3 separate regions of the Homo sapiens genome follow, and all the other regions are linked to region 3. The links are chromatin contacts, found by Hi-C or POLR2A ChIA-PET in ENCODE. All regions are on one chromosome and are shown on one strand. The core of a region is the stretch at or near the end of the contact, and the rest is flanking DNA. Distances in the headings are between cores, read along the strand shown. Region 1 has its middle 79 kb from the start of RAPGEF4. Region 2 has its middle 84 kb from the start of PDK1-AS1. Region 3 has its middle 38 kb from the start of RAPGEF4.

Region 1 (4,264 bases), core at 270-2,769, 42 kb before region 3:
AGGATGAGTTCATGTCCTTTGTAGGGACATGGATGAAGCTAGAAACCATCATTCTGAGCAAACTATCGCAAGGACAGAAAACCAAACACTGCATGTTCTCACTCATAGGTGGGAATTGAACAATGAGAACACTTGGACACAGGGTGGGGAACATCACACACCGGGGCCTGTCGTGGGGTGGGGGGCTGGGGGAGGAATAGCATTAGGAGGTATACCTAATGTAAATGACAAGTTAACGAGTGCAGCACACCAACATGGCACATGTATACATATGTAACAAATGTGCGTGTTGTGCACATGTACCCTAGAACTTAAAGTATAATAATAAAAAAAATTTTTTTTAATGTCAGTGCACTCTGCCTCGTGGAAAACCCAGTTGCCTAAGCAAGTCTACGGCCTCCCTACCTGGCTAGGGATAAGCTGTAAGGACGGTTTCACCCGAGAGGTTACCTAATAGCGGGCAGAGAAGACAATACAAGCACGAAAGCCTGTGAGCTGCAGGGGATTGGGATTTTGTCAGTTATACTCAGTACTGCCTTGTCATCCCCTTTCCCCAAGCCACTACCCCATAGATGGACAAAAACAAGCATGGTAGTCTTCAAAGACTCCACAGTCAGAATATCCTGGATTTTGGATGATAAGGGGAACTTCTGTAGCTCCTGACCCACCTTTTGGAGCTCCCCCGCTATCCAGCCTGCAGCCCTGCCCACGTGGTGGCTGGAGTCAGCAGGCTTCTGCAGCCTGGCAAAGCCCTTCTCCCATTTTGTGGTCTGGATGAGGCCCATGGGCTCTGCTTTAAGGTGATCATCTGTCCCGAGGACCAGCTTTAAAACTATTTCTTTAGAGAGCATTTTATTGAATACAAACTCCTTAGGCAGCATTGTTCACATTTCCCAGTGTTGAACAAATCGTGGTTTTTATCACACATTCATCATTCCAGGTCTTGCTGATTCACTTCCAGTGACCCCTTTTAGGAACCTTTTGCTAATCCCACTAATAGAAAGAGCTCATTCCACTCCTTTGGTTATTTCACATTCACATGGCCAGGCTTACATTTTATTTAACTTTCTTTTCACGTAAGAAGGTGAAAAAGTGCTAAGCCATATCTTCTAAGCTCTTGGATCATTTCTTGGTCATTCTGGAAGCAGCATGGTGGTGAAATGGGAGAGTTCCCTGAACCCCTTTGCCTGATGTTTGACAGGGGTGTGGCTTGTCTGTTTGGTCACCATCCCTTCAACCCCTTACGGGATGGGGAGCAGGCAGCTGGACAAGTGCAGGAGCCCAAGTGGGCGTGTGTTACAGTGTGCCCTTTTAGCCTTGCTGTCCACGGATGGCTTGAGTGTTGGCCAGCTCAGTGGACCCTCTGCCTTTCTGTAAGGGCAGAGTGCCAGTGTGACAGCTCTCTGTATCCCAAACTCTTGTCCAGCATCCTGGGAGAAGCGGGTCACACATGTACTTGAATGTAAAGAAGTGACTTTGGCTTGTTTTTGACTCAAATCTAGCATGAAGCTTGGTTTCTTCGAAGACACAAACACTTTAAACATGAGAGATATTCAATAAAGATGAGTCATCTTTCCCTGGATCTTTATAGTTTGTCCTCCATAAACATCACCTTATTTGTATATGAAGCTTTATTATCTGCACTAAATTCACTACAGATTGTTTCCATTTTTCTCTCTTTAAGACCTGAGATTATCCTCAAGTACAATTAGGTAGCTTTATTTTAGAACAGTGGTTTCAGAATCTCTAAGTATTTTTTACACTAAAACGATTTACTGAGCCTCCATATGATAGTGGCGGAATCCCACATTATGAAAATACAGAGCAATAAGCTACTATACATTCAACATTGTTTTTAGCTGTAAACCCTTGTTATCTTATAGGAGCCTGATTGATGTGGTAGTGAGGTGTGGGGTGGGGGACACATTCTACAGTCCTATGATTAAGTCTCAGCTTGTGGTGAGCCCGTGTCCCTGGGCTGTGACCTTTACAAGTGCTTCTCAGGTCTCCCCCATGCTCCTCCCTTAGAGGAGCCTAGAGGATTGGAGTTGAGTATTTTTCTTCCCCAGGTTGATTAGGCTCTGGCAAAACCCAATTAGGTTAGGCCCTGGTAAAATAGTTTCCCTGGAAGGCAAGCTTTTGTTAAAGAAAACAAAGCCTCTAGTATATTGCAAAATAGTTCCCCCATGCGGCTGTATGTGATGGCTCATGCCTGTAATCCCAGCACTTTGGGAGGCTGAGGCAGGAGGATCACTTCTTGAGGCCAGGAGTTCAAGAACAGCCTTATTGGGCAACATGGCAAAATCCTGTCTTTACCAAAAATACAAAAATAGTCTCATAACCTGGCCTCAAAATAATAAATAAATAAAAATTAAAAGATAAAATTTAAAAAAAGTAATTCCCCCACCCACACATGAGGGGAAGTTTTTCTCTGACTTTCACCTGAGAGTTTGATGAGACTCTTGGAGGTAAGACTCAAGACAAGTGTGGGGGCTCTCCTAAGACTGGGTTCACCCAGAGTTTTTAACTCCCAAGCTCATTCACGTTGAGGCTCCAGCAATTTGTCAATTACAGTTTGTGTTCCTACTGGTATTGCCTCCAGTGCTGGCCTTTTATTACTGGGCTTCTGTTCTTGGTAAGTTGTGATTCTCTACATCCTCCTGTCTTGCAAATTTTCTGGGAGGTGGTTTGCCCTGTGACCTCAATTCTCTGATGGATCTAAGAAGAATTGTTTTGTTTTGTTATTTTTATTATTTATTATTATTGTTAAATGGAGATGGGGTCTCACTATGTTGCCTAGGCTGATCTTAAACTCCTGGGCTCAAGTGACCTCCACACCTTAGCCTCCCAAAGTGCTGGAATTACAGGCATGAGCCACCGTGCCTGGTCAGAAGAATTGTTGATTTTTGGTTTGTTCAGCTTATTTCTTGTTGTGAGGATGAGAATGATGACTTCCAAGTTCTTTTCATATTGAACCAGAAACCAGAAGTGTTTCGATACTGCTTTTAAATGATGCTTATATTTTTTAACTTGTGGTTTTTATTATGTGCAGGTTGTATTATTTAATATTAATTTACAGATAAAATCTGATACACTTATGGACTCATAGATTTCTTCCAATTACTGAAGGAGTTAAAAGCATGATACCCCAAAATATCTTGCTCTGGCATATTGACTATTTTAAGTTAAAGGCACTTGAACAATAGCAGGTGCAAGAAGATCACTCTGACCTTTCTTCAGTTTCTTAAAAGCAGGAGATGAAATTCCCATGTGAAAGATGCTCTCCCTATGCCAGAAGGAAAGCATTATTCTTACCTTCAAGGATAAGAAGTTGAGGCTGAAGGAAATCTGTACAGTCTTAGCGCATTCTGAGTTGCTATAAAGGAATGCCTGAAGCTGGGTAATTTATAAGGAAAGAGGTTTATTTGGCTCTTGATTCTGCAGACTGTGCAAGAAACATGATGCCGGCATCTTCTTCTGGTGAGACCCTCAGGCTGCTTCCACTCCTGGTGGAAGGTGAAGGGGAACTGGCATGTGCAGAGATCACATGGGGAGAGAGGAAGCAAGAGAGAAGGGGAAAGTGCCTGGCTCCTTCTAATGATCAGCTCTTGTGGATACTAATCGAGTGAGAACTAACTCACACCACCCCACCACCTCCCAGGGAGGGCATTAATCTATTTATAAGAGACCCATCCCTGTGATGAAAACACCTCCCATTAGGCTCCACCTCCAACACTGGGGACCAAATTTCAACATGAGATTTGGTGAAAACAAACCATGTTTTGGGAAGTCAGGGACCCCGAATGGAGGGACTGGCTGGAGCCACAGCAGAGGAACATAAATTGTGAAGATTTCATGGATATTTATCACTTCCCTGATAATACTCTTATAATAAATTTCTTACGCCTGTCTTACTTTAATCTCTTAATCCTGTTATCTTCGTAAGCTGAGGATGTATATCACCTCAGGATCACTGTGATGATTGTGTTAACTGTACAAATTGATTGTAAAACATGTGTGTTTGAACAATATGAAATCAGTGCACCTTGAAAAAGAACAGAATAACAGCAATTTTTAGGGAACAAGGGAGGACAACCATAAGGTCTCACTGCCTGCAGGGTTGGGCAAAAAGAGCCATATTTTTCTTCTTGCAGAGAGCCTATAAACGGACATGCAAGTAGGAGAGATATCACTAAATTCTTTTCCTAGCAAGGAATATTAAGACCCTAGGAAAAGAATTGCATTCCTGGGGGGAGGTCTATAA
Region 2 (4,250 bases), core at 569-3,068, 58 kb before region 3:
GGTTGATTTTCATAATTGCTACTTGGATAGAAACAGTCATGCAAGCAACTGGTGATCAACCAACCTGCCCAAGTATGGGCCCAAGAAAGAAACACCATGGACTGCTGCCATGGTCAGAGATGGCACTTTTATTTAAAAAAGTAACTCATGAAGAAAACGACATTTTATTATCATGAATGAAGTGTCTTAGGTGATGCCACTCGTTACTACAAAGCCAAAAATAAACAAGTGAAGAAAACAAATTAAAATGAACCTTTAACTGCCATTTTATCTTCTTGCTGACATACATTTCCAAAGACATAAAATCCTCCTTCCTATGAAGTCAGTGGGAGGAAGAAACTGTTTTTGAAAATTATTAACTGAATTTCCACTGAAATATTAACGTGTAGAAAATATTATTTCTTTGGTGGAATCATATAGGTAAAATCTATATAATGGTCTTTATCCATAAAAGAGCTCATATTCAGTATAATATGTAGCATAAAACTAGGAAATATCTATACTTAAATCTTATTGAGAGGTGAAGCTGGCTGGGCTTCTGGGTCGGGTGGGGACTTGGAGAACTTTTCTGTCTAGCTAAAGGATTGTAAATGCACCAATCAGTGCTCTGTGTCTAGCTAAAGGTTTGTAAACGCACCAATCAATGCTCTGTGTCTAGCTAATTGGGTAGGAGACTTGGAGAACTTTTGTGTCTAGCTAAAGGATTGTAAATGCACCAATCAGCACTCTGTGTCTAGCTAAAGGTTGGGAATTTTAATGATTCCACATATAAATTAAACGTTCTTACATTTGCATTTAAAAATGGCATCACACCATATCAAGATGAAGGTAAAAATGCTGATAATCTATAATTATAACTTGGAATGGCATCAAATAACATGTAAAAACGTCACGACAAGGTGAGAGAGAAACTGCAGAAGAAAAGAAAAAACATTTTAGTACCTTTTTAAAAAAATTTTATTTTTTAAAATAGAGACAAGGTCTCACTATGCCGTGCAGACTGGTCTCAAACTCCTGAGTTCAAGTGATCCTTTCACTTCAGCCTCCCAAAATGTGAGGCCTTTTGCTCCAAAAGCCGGATTACAGGCATGAGCCACCATGCCTAGCCAAGTATCTTTAATGGCAAATTTTTCCTGCTTTTGGAGCAAAAGGGTTCACATTTTCATTTTGCAGTGGCCTTAAACACTATGTAGCCAGCCGTGGAGGGAGCTACACAGTTACAAGAATTCAGGAGCCACCTATATCCTGAATGACCTGTGTGCTCACTCTCCAAAGGGTCTGGCTAATGGAGTCCCTGTTCTTCCTGTGAAGTTTGGGCACTTGATTTTTCTAGGTTCCCATGTGTCTTAGCCATGTGTCTGAGGTCCCCGTTTCCTTATTACTACAAGATGATTTATAATAGACTTCCCTAATTGGAGACAACCAGAGTTCTCTATTCTTTGCGATTAAAAGCACCTAACATAAAACCACAAAATATGCTATGATTTTTGTTCAGTAAATTATGTAGAATTATTTTCATTCCCAAAATAAGTGATGCTAACTTAAATATGCTATATGCTATGGTTTGAATATGGTTGCCCCCACCAAAACTCATTTTGAGGCTTGGTCTGCAGTGTAACAGTTTTGAGAAATGGTGGTATTTTTGAGGGACGTTGGGTCATGAGGGATCCATCTTCATGAAGGGATTAGTGCCATCTTTTGGGCATGGGTTCTCGCTCTCCAAAAACAAACAAACAAACAAAATCAGCAAAATGGGTGAGGGAATCTAATGCTGTCATCACACTTCTGCCCTAAGGGACTCCAACCTTTATGTGGGCTTTAGGGGAGACATGTAAAGAATGAGCACAATCATTGTGGTTTTAGTCTGCGTAGACAGGGCATAGTAATCAACACTGACTGAGTCAGCAGTGACATTTGCCTCAGCAACAGATGACTAGGTGGAAGGTGAAACAAATGTGAGAATATGGACCAAGGAGATAGGACTGGATTATGGAAATCAGTGGACAAACCATAAAGCCGAAGAAATATTCCAAATGGACAATGTGATAGAGGCCATGGACTACTGCCAGGAAATTTTTTTTGTCTTTAAACTTTATCCTGTTTGATTTTCCCCTTGACAAGGGATAGAAGGGTACTTACTGGAGAATGTAAACATTTTAGTACGGTTAAGTTATGGACAGTATCTACTGTGAATAGAAATTGAGACTCACTGGAGAAGATGTCTTATATTTATTCATAAGTGTATATTTAGGTTTGATGTGAGTTTAGACACTACGTCTAACTTTGGGCCCTCCTTCCTGGTCCTGAAAAGCAATACCCAACCAAAACTGCCTGAGAACTCAGCCTGCTCATTGGCAGATGAGGTCAGCAAAGGCAAATGGCTACACAGAACCCTCAGACAAAGACTGAGAGAAAAAAATATATATATGGTTTGATTGATAGATAGCATGTTTACAGACCCAAACAATTGTTTGGAAATGTAATAGCTGGCAGCTGTTTGCTTCCTTGGTTTGTTCAGGGTGTTTTGCTTAAATAACACAGGGATGTGCTTGGAGCATGTGGCCTGCTCACAGCCAACCACAATGAGGCAATAGTCTTTTACAAGGAGAGGTAACCTGCTTTTGTTAGAGGTGATAATATGTTAAAAATAGAAACAGGAAGAGTTTAGATAATGTAGGGACCAAGGGCCCTCTAAAGGTTTGCTGAAAATCACTGACATGAGGCTAATTGATTAATAGGAGAAAGGGCATGCAAATTTATTTCACATGGATACACAGTAGCCTTGAGAATGAAAATCCAAATATACAGGGGAAGCTGTCCCTCCCTCCCTCCTTCCTTCCCTCCCTTCCTTCCTTCCTTCCCTCCCTTCTTTTCTCTTTCTCTGTTTCTCTCTTTCTTTCTGTTTCTTTCTTTCTTTCTTTTTCTTTTCTTTCTTTCTTTCTTTTCTTTTTCTTTCTCTTTCTGTCTCTCTCTTTCTTTCTTTCCTTGTCTCTCTCTCTCTTTCCATCCCTCCCTCCCTCCCTCCCTTCCTTCCTTCCTCTCTCTTTCTCTCTCTTTCTTCTTTCTTCTTTTGAGACAGTCTTGCTCTGTTTCCCAGGCTGTAGTGTAGTGGCATCATAACTCACTGTAGCCTCAACTTCCTGGGCTCAAGCAATCCTCTCACCTTAGCCTCCCAAGTTGCTGGTACTATAGGCACGAATCATCACCACACCTGGCTAATTCTTTTTTCCTTTTTGTGGAGACGGGGTCTTTCTATGTTGCCCAGGCTTAATCCCAAACTCCTGGCCTCAAGTGATCTTCCCACCTCAGCCTCCCAAAGTGCTGGGATTACAGGTGTAAGGTGCCACATCTGGTAACTTGTCCATTTTTTTTTTTTTTTTTTGAGACGGAGTCTTGCACTGTCGCCCAGGCTAGAGTGCAGTGGCACAATCTCGGCTCACTGCAAGCTCTGCCTCCCGGGTTCACACTGTTATCCTGCCTCAGCCTCCCGAGTAGCTGGGACTACAGGCGCCCGCCACCACGCCCGGCTAATTTTTTTGACTTTTTAGTACAGATGGGGTTTCACAATGTTGGCCAGGCTGATCTCAAACTCCTGACCTCAGGTGATCTGCCTGCCTCGGCCTTCTAAAGTGTTGGGATTACAGGCATGAGCGACCACACCCTGTCCCAGATCATTTATTTATGGCCAGTTTTTATACAAAAAGGCGGAGGAAAAATTAGAGTAATATTTTTAGGTTTTATGGCTGGCTTTTGGGAAAACGTATTCTGGTTTCTACAACCTGCCTTGGGGAAGAAGAATTCTAGCTTCTATGGCTGGCCTTGGGAGAGAATGGGACTGAGAGACGGGAGGGCAGAAGAGCAGAGAAAACCTTTGTCCTGAGGCTGCTGGCGAGCCTTTCATTTGGGGTATTATTTTCTAAGCCCCAACAATAACGTCATAATTAACAAATCCAAAAGAAAGTTAGAGATGTTTGAGTTTGAGTGGTTTAGGCCAATTATGAAAGTCAGTATTTTTGGAGATTAGATTTCCACAAAACATACCCCATCGGCACTGCTGTTGGGGAAGAATACAGAGCGGAATGGAGCGTCTATGGTGTTGTTTGTTTGATTGTAGGAAAAAAAGGATATGTTATTAACGTTAAGACTTTTGGAATTTACCAATACCTTGAGACTGCATGTGCTTTTTCTTTTTTGTTGTGCAAATGGCTTACACTGTTGAGTTTAATCTCTTGTGTGGGTACTTGGTGTGA
Region 3 (4,510 bases), core at 1,731-4,230:
GCGAGACAGAAGACTTAACTCATATGTTGAGGACCTACTCCACACCAGGTCCTGTGTTCTGCCCTCTTGTCATGCACACAACATAGACAACAGTCTATAGGGTAGAGATTACAATTCCCACTTAGCAGAAGGGGAAAAAGAAACTCAAGCAGGCTAAATAAATTACCTGTGGTGGACAGACTCTAAACTCTCCCACATATCCTGCTTTCCAGTGTTCAAACCTTTATGTAAGCCCCTCTCCTTGAGCATGGATGGGATCTGGGACTTGCTCCCAACCAATAGTATATGGCAAAGGTGATAGATGCCACTCCTGGAATTATGTTGCATTATATAAACCTCCATCTTACTAGGAGACTGCTCTAGAGACTCTCCTTGCTGGCTTGATGAATTGCTTATGTTGGGAAAAGACAGGTGGCAAGGAACTGCAGGTGGCCTCTAGGAATGACAGGGGGCTCAGAGGAACTGCAGATAGCCTGGTTGCTGAAGATGTCCTCCAGGCAGCAAAAAGCTAGGGCCCTCAGTCCTACAGCTACAAAGAAATGAATTCTGCCAATAACCTGAGTAAGCTTAGAAGAGGCTGGGTGTGGTGGCTTATGCCTGTAATCCCAGCACTTTGGGAGGCTGAGATGGGTGGATCACCTGAGATCAGAAGTTTGTGACCAGGCTGGCCAACATGGTGAAACCCCGTCTCTACTAAAAATACAAAAATTAGCTGGGTGTGGTGATAGTTGCCTGTAATCCCAGCTACTCAGAGGGCTGAGGCACGAGAATTCCTTGAACACAGGAGCAGAGGTTGCAGTGAGCCAAGATCTCACCATTGCACTCCAGCCTGGGCAACAAGAGCGAAACTCTGTCTCAAAAAAAAAAAAAAAAGAAAAAAAAAAGCTTAGGAGAGCATTCTTCCCCAGTTGAGCCTCCAGATAAGAGCACAGCTTGGCTGGCACCTTGATTACTGACTTGTGAGACCCTAAGCAGAGAACCCAGCTAAGCTATGCCTGAACTCCTCACTCAAAAAAGCAATGAGGTAATAAATTGTTTTGTTTTAGGCCAATAACTCTGTGGCAATATATAGTTCATGCACTACCCAACTCCTGTTTTTAACATCTCCTAATTTTAATTTTTTAGTGAGGTAGAATCCTATATAACAGCCTATAAAGTGTTGATGAAAGGCTATAGAACATCTTTGACAGTGGGCCATTTTGATTTAGCTGCTCTCATAATCTGAGAAGTTGATTGTTGAGGAAAGTGTATAATGATCATAATATGCGTTAGTATGATGACATAGGATCACTGACATATTAGGATTTAATAATATCCTAATTGATAGCTTATTTTCTCTTTATTTATACACTCTGACTCTGTCACATTCTTCCAATTTCTATGGAAAGAGTAAATTTAATTTTATTGCTTTATATTTCTGCATTGCTAAAATTTTTCCAGTTAACATCTTTTATAAGGAATCCTATGAAGTTTCTCAATATCTTCCACAAGACTACTTATTCATGATCTTATAGGATCCTTGTAGTGTATGAAATTATTCTAAAGTGTTACACACCTTTGAATATCAGTAATATATAAAGGAGAGGTAAAAAGTGGTAATATTTGTGCCAATCAACCAACATTCACAAGTTATATACTATATTCTAATTTATTACTCTGCTTCTATCCCAATTAGTTTAAGTTTCCTTAGTAAAAGCACTTACTTATTAATATAAATCCACTTCTGCTTGTAAAACTGGTGAATTTGTAACGGAAGATGTTTGAGAGCATATTTCCCAACTTATCCTTGCAATGACATTACCCCAAATAGAGAGGGCTCCTTTGTGTGAATGCTACCCATTTGCTGCCTTAAGAAAATCTAGTTCTCTCATTTGCCAATTCCAACTGCAAAACCCACTGGGCAAAAATCACTAAGTCAAGAAATAATTCTGTGACCAATTCCCCAAGATCTGTAATTGACCCTGTTTGTACAGTCCCAGAGACATACGACAGGGGATGGCAAATAATAAATGGCACGTTTAATTTTAAATTTGCTGGTAAAGTATCCAGATATGTTCCTGCCATTATTTTCACATGTAAATATCCAGCTTTATCAAGCCTCTGACATTTCAAGAAGTGTATTTCTTATGTGGCTGTTGATTACACCAAGTATACCACTGGCCATATTAATCAGGATGGATGGGGCAACTGCCTTCCTTATCTTTAGAATACACGTGCTGAGCAGTGATGCTCTATGATCCAAGCTGAGCTCAGAATGTCTCCAGTTAAAATACAGTCCTCAGAGATTTTAGAGATGTTAATTAACCCCAATAATTACATGTGGTTCTCCCCAAGATTGAGAATCTTCTTAAAAACAATTATTGTGACATTAATCTTTCAATAAATATGTGTAATATTTCAATTACACGTATTTTCAAATATGTGTAATCCTTGTCTCAGAAGATGGAAGAAACTTCCCCATTCTGAAGATACTGGCCCAGATCAACAGAAGCTGAACTGTGTATCTCATTTATATTATACATTACCACAGCTATAGTTTTAGCAAAAATTGCAGTGTATCCTCACCATATGCTACTTGCCAATGAGGAGAATTTAAAATGGTGTCCATAGGGATTTACCATGGCAACTGTCAGAAGCATCTCACCGGAAAACTAGAAACCCTAGAAAATGATCCAAATGTCAGCATTTGTTTATTCTGAAGTACAATCCCACAATGAGATGGCCACCCATCTTCCTGAAAGAAATCCCAGTCTACTGTGTAATTTTTATGGCAGAGATAAAAGTCATCAGCATCAGCCTAGAGGGCGAGATGAAATACTTCCTAAAACCAGTTTAATTTTGCATTCTGGTTTTGTGTATCTACATGGAGGTATGCATGAATCATCCCCCACTTTGTTCTACCAAATATTTAGAGTTTCTAATTTTCATGCTCTCTAGACTTCTGAGCATTTTCCTGCCCCTTCCTTTCTCTCCACCAAGAATCTCCCTCTTCTCATGCAAGAAAATATAGCATAAGTTTGGGCTGGTTTGTAAGTGTGACTCACTTCACCATGGTATGACTCATCCTGGGTAAGCTGATCATAAAAGAAAAGCACCTTCCTCAGCAACGTCTGGTCTTCCACCCAAACTACTACAGAGCCTCCTACCCCTCAGGAAGAAAGTCCACCTACCTATATTCCCTGTCATGTGTTAACTGCATTCTCTTGAAAATTCCTGTTATATTCTTCTAAGCCTAATGGTTGGAACTTGAGTGTGCACCACAGCTATCTGAAGGGCTTGTTAAAACAGAGGTGACTGGGCTCCACCCCCAGAACTTCTGATTCTGGAGGGCTGTGGGAAGCCTCAGCATTCACATGGGTAACAAATTCCCAGGTGACGCTGAAGCTGGTCTAGGAACCACACTGAGAACTACTGTTTTAGGCAATGGTCCTCAACCTTGACTACACATTAGAACCACGTGAGGAGGTATTAAACAACACGCATGCCCAGGGCCTCCCAAGACCAAGTAAATGAGAATCTCTTGCAGGAGAGTCTCAGGTACTGGTGTTTTTTGTTTCTTAGAAGCTCCTCAGGTGATTTTTATGTGCTGCTAGGATGAGAACCATTACAGTAAGAGAAGCTGATGCCAGAGATGCAAAGGGGGGTGAGATTTAAGGAGAGTGCCTTGACTCAAAATCTCCCCTATACGTTTGGTATTTTATGTGAAGAATGCATGTTTTAATATTTAAGCAGCATTTAAAATATTTCAAAAGCACATTAACATATGTCTCATGTCCCCAGAATCTATTGTTAGTCAAATATTAAAGAATTATTATAGCCATAATAATAGCAAACTTTCATTTCTAGTTGCTACAACTGGGTGGCTAGAAATTTAATTACGCTATTTTTTATGGCAAGATGAATGTGCTATTTTCTATGAGAGAATAAAAATTTGCAGCATTTGAGCACAGCAAAAACATAATAAATGGCATGGAAAACATATTCCTTATCAAGAGAATAATTATCAGGAAACCTCAACTGAGTAAAACTAGAGCTTCTCAGCGAAGCTGAGCTGTAAGTTAGTTTGTGCTTGGAAACAAACTCTTCCGTCCCTGCAAGTAGTCAACTGAATCGTTCATATTTTTTTTGAAGACACCTGATTTTGAGTACAGACCTCATCTGACTTTTTTTTTTTTTTTTTTTACTGTTCAGATTGTAAAAGTTAAAAGTAGTGCACTGGATTGTTATTGCATAAGACCACTCAGTCTCTGTGGGACTCAGGTAATTGCGACCGATTTTCAGACTAGACTTCAGTCTTTTCAGGTTTCTTTTCCTGCTGTCTAGCATAGCACTTGGCACAGAATAGATGCTCCACAAATATTTACCAATTTAAGTGAAAATTATTGCTCTATTTCAGAAGAACTAAATGTGCTTTTTTTCTTTTTCTTTTTCTTTTTTTATTATTATTTTTTTTTTAGTATTTATTATCATCCTTGGGTGTTTCTCGTAGAGGGGGATTTGGCAGGGTCAC

Evidence for each region. A loop is a pair of places that touch in the nucleus more often than their neighbours do. ChIA-PET counts read pairs that join two places held with the same protein, here RNA polymerase II (POLR2A). Pooled maps may share reads with other maps.
Region 1: a loop to region 3 is called in a map of PC-3, with 2.4 times the contacts of the local background. The contact joins two enhancer-like sites. A Hi-C loop is called at or near these places in 2 of 168 maps with a recorded cell type or tissue (IMR-90 and PC-3) and 1 of 50 pooled maps. POLR2A ChIA-PET finds 5 or more read pairs at or near these places in 6 of 52 experiments (AG04449, AG04450, MCF 10A and 3 more).
Region 2: a loop to region 3 is called in a pooled map, with 2.9 times the contacts of the local background. The contact joins two enhancer-like sites. A Hi-C loop is called at or near these places in 1 of 168 maps with a recorded cell type or tissue (PC-3) and 3 of 50 pooled maps. POLR2A ChIA-PET finds 5 or more read pairs at or near these places in 7 of 52 experiments (AG04449, AG04450, BJ and 4 more).

What each region holds. Positions count from the first base shown.
Region 1 is chr2:172,654,437-172,658,700 of GRCh38, forward strand. It overlaps a transcript of PDK1 not described here. Among named protein-coding and RNA genes, the nearest start is that of RAPGEF4, 79 kb to the right of the region's middle. RefSeq lists an enhancer at 1,163-1,332. Within about 2 kb of position 1,520, at least 2 of the 41 ENCODE cell types and tissues checked have a DNase peak (open chromatin) inside an H3K27ac peak, as active enhancers do; they include PC-3, where a contact is called at or near this core.
Region 2 is chr2:172,638,078-172,642,327 of GRCh38, forward strand. It overlaps a transcript of PDK1 not described here. Among named protein-coding and RNA genes, the nearest start is that of PDK1-AS1, 84 kb to the left of the region's middle. Within about 2 kb of position 1,819, at least 3 of the 41 ENCODE cell types and tissues checked have a DNase peak (open chromatin) inside an H3K27ac peak, as active enhancers do; they include PC-3, where a contact is called at or near this core.
Region 3 is chr2:172,695,316-172,699,825 of GRCh38, forward strand. It overlaps a transcript of PDK1 not described here. Among named protein-coding and RNA genes, the nearest start is that of RAPGEF4, 38 kb to the right of the region's middle. RefSeq lists an enhancer at 4,510. Within about 2 kb of position 2,981, at least 4 of the 41 ENCODE cell types and tissues checked have a DNase peak (open chromatin) inside an H3K27ac peak, as active enhancers do; they include PC-3, where a contact is called at or near this core.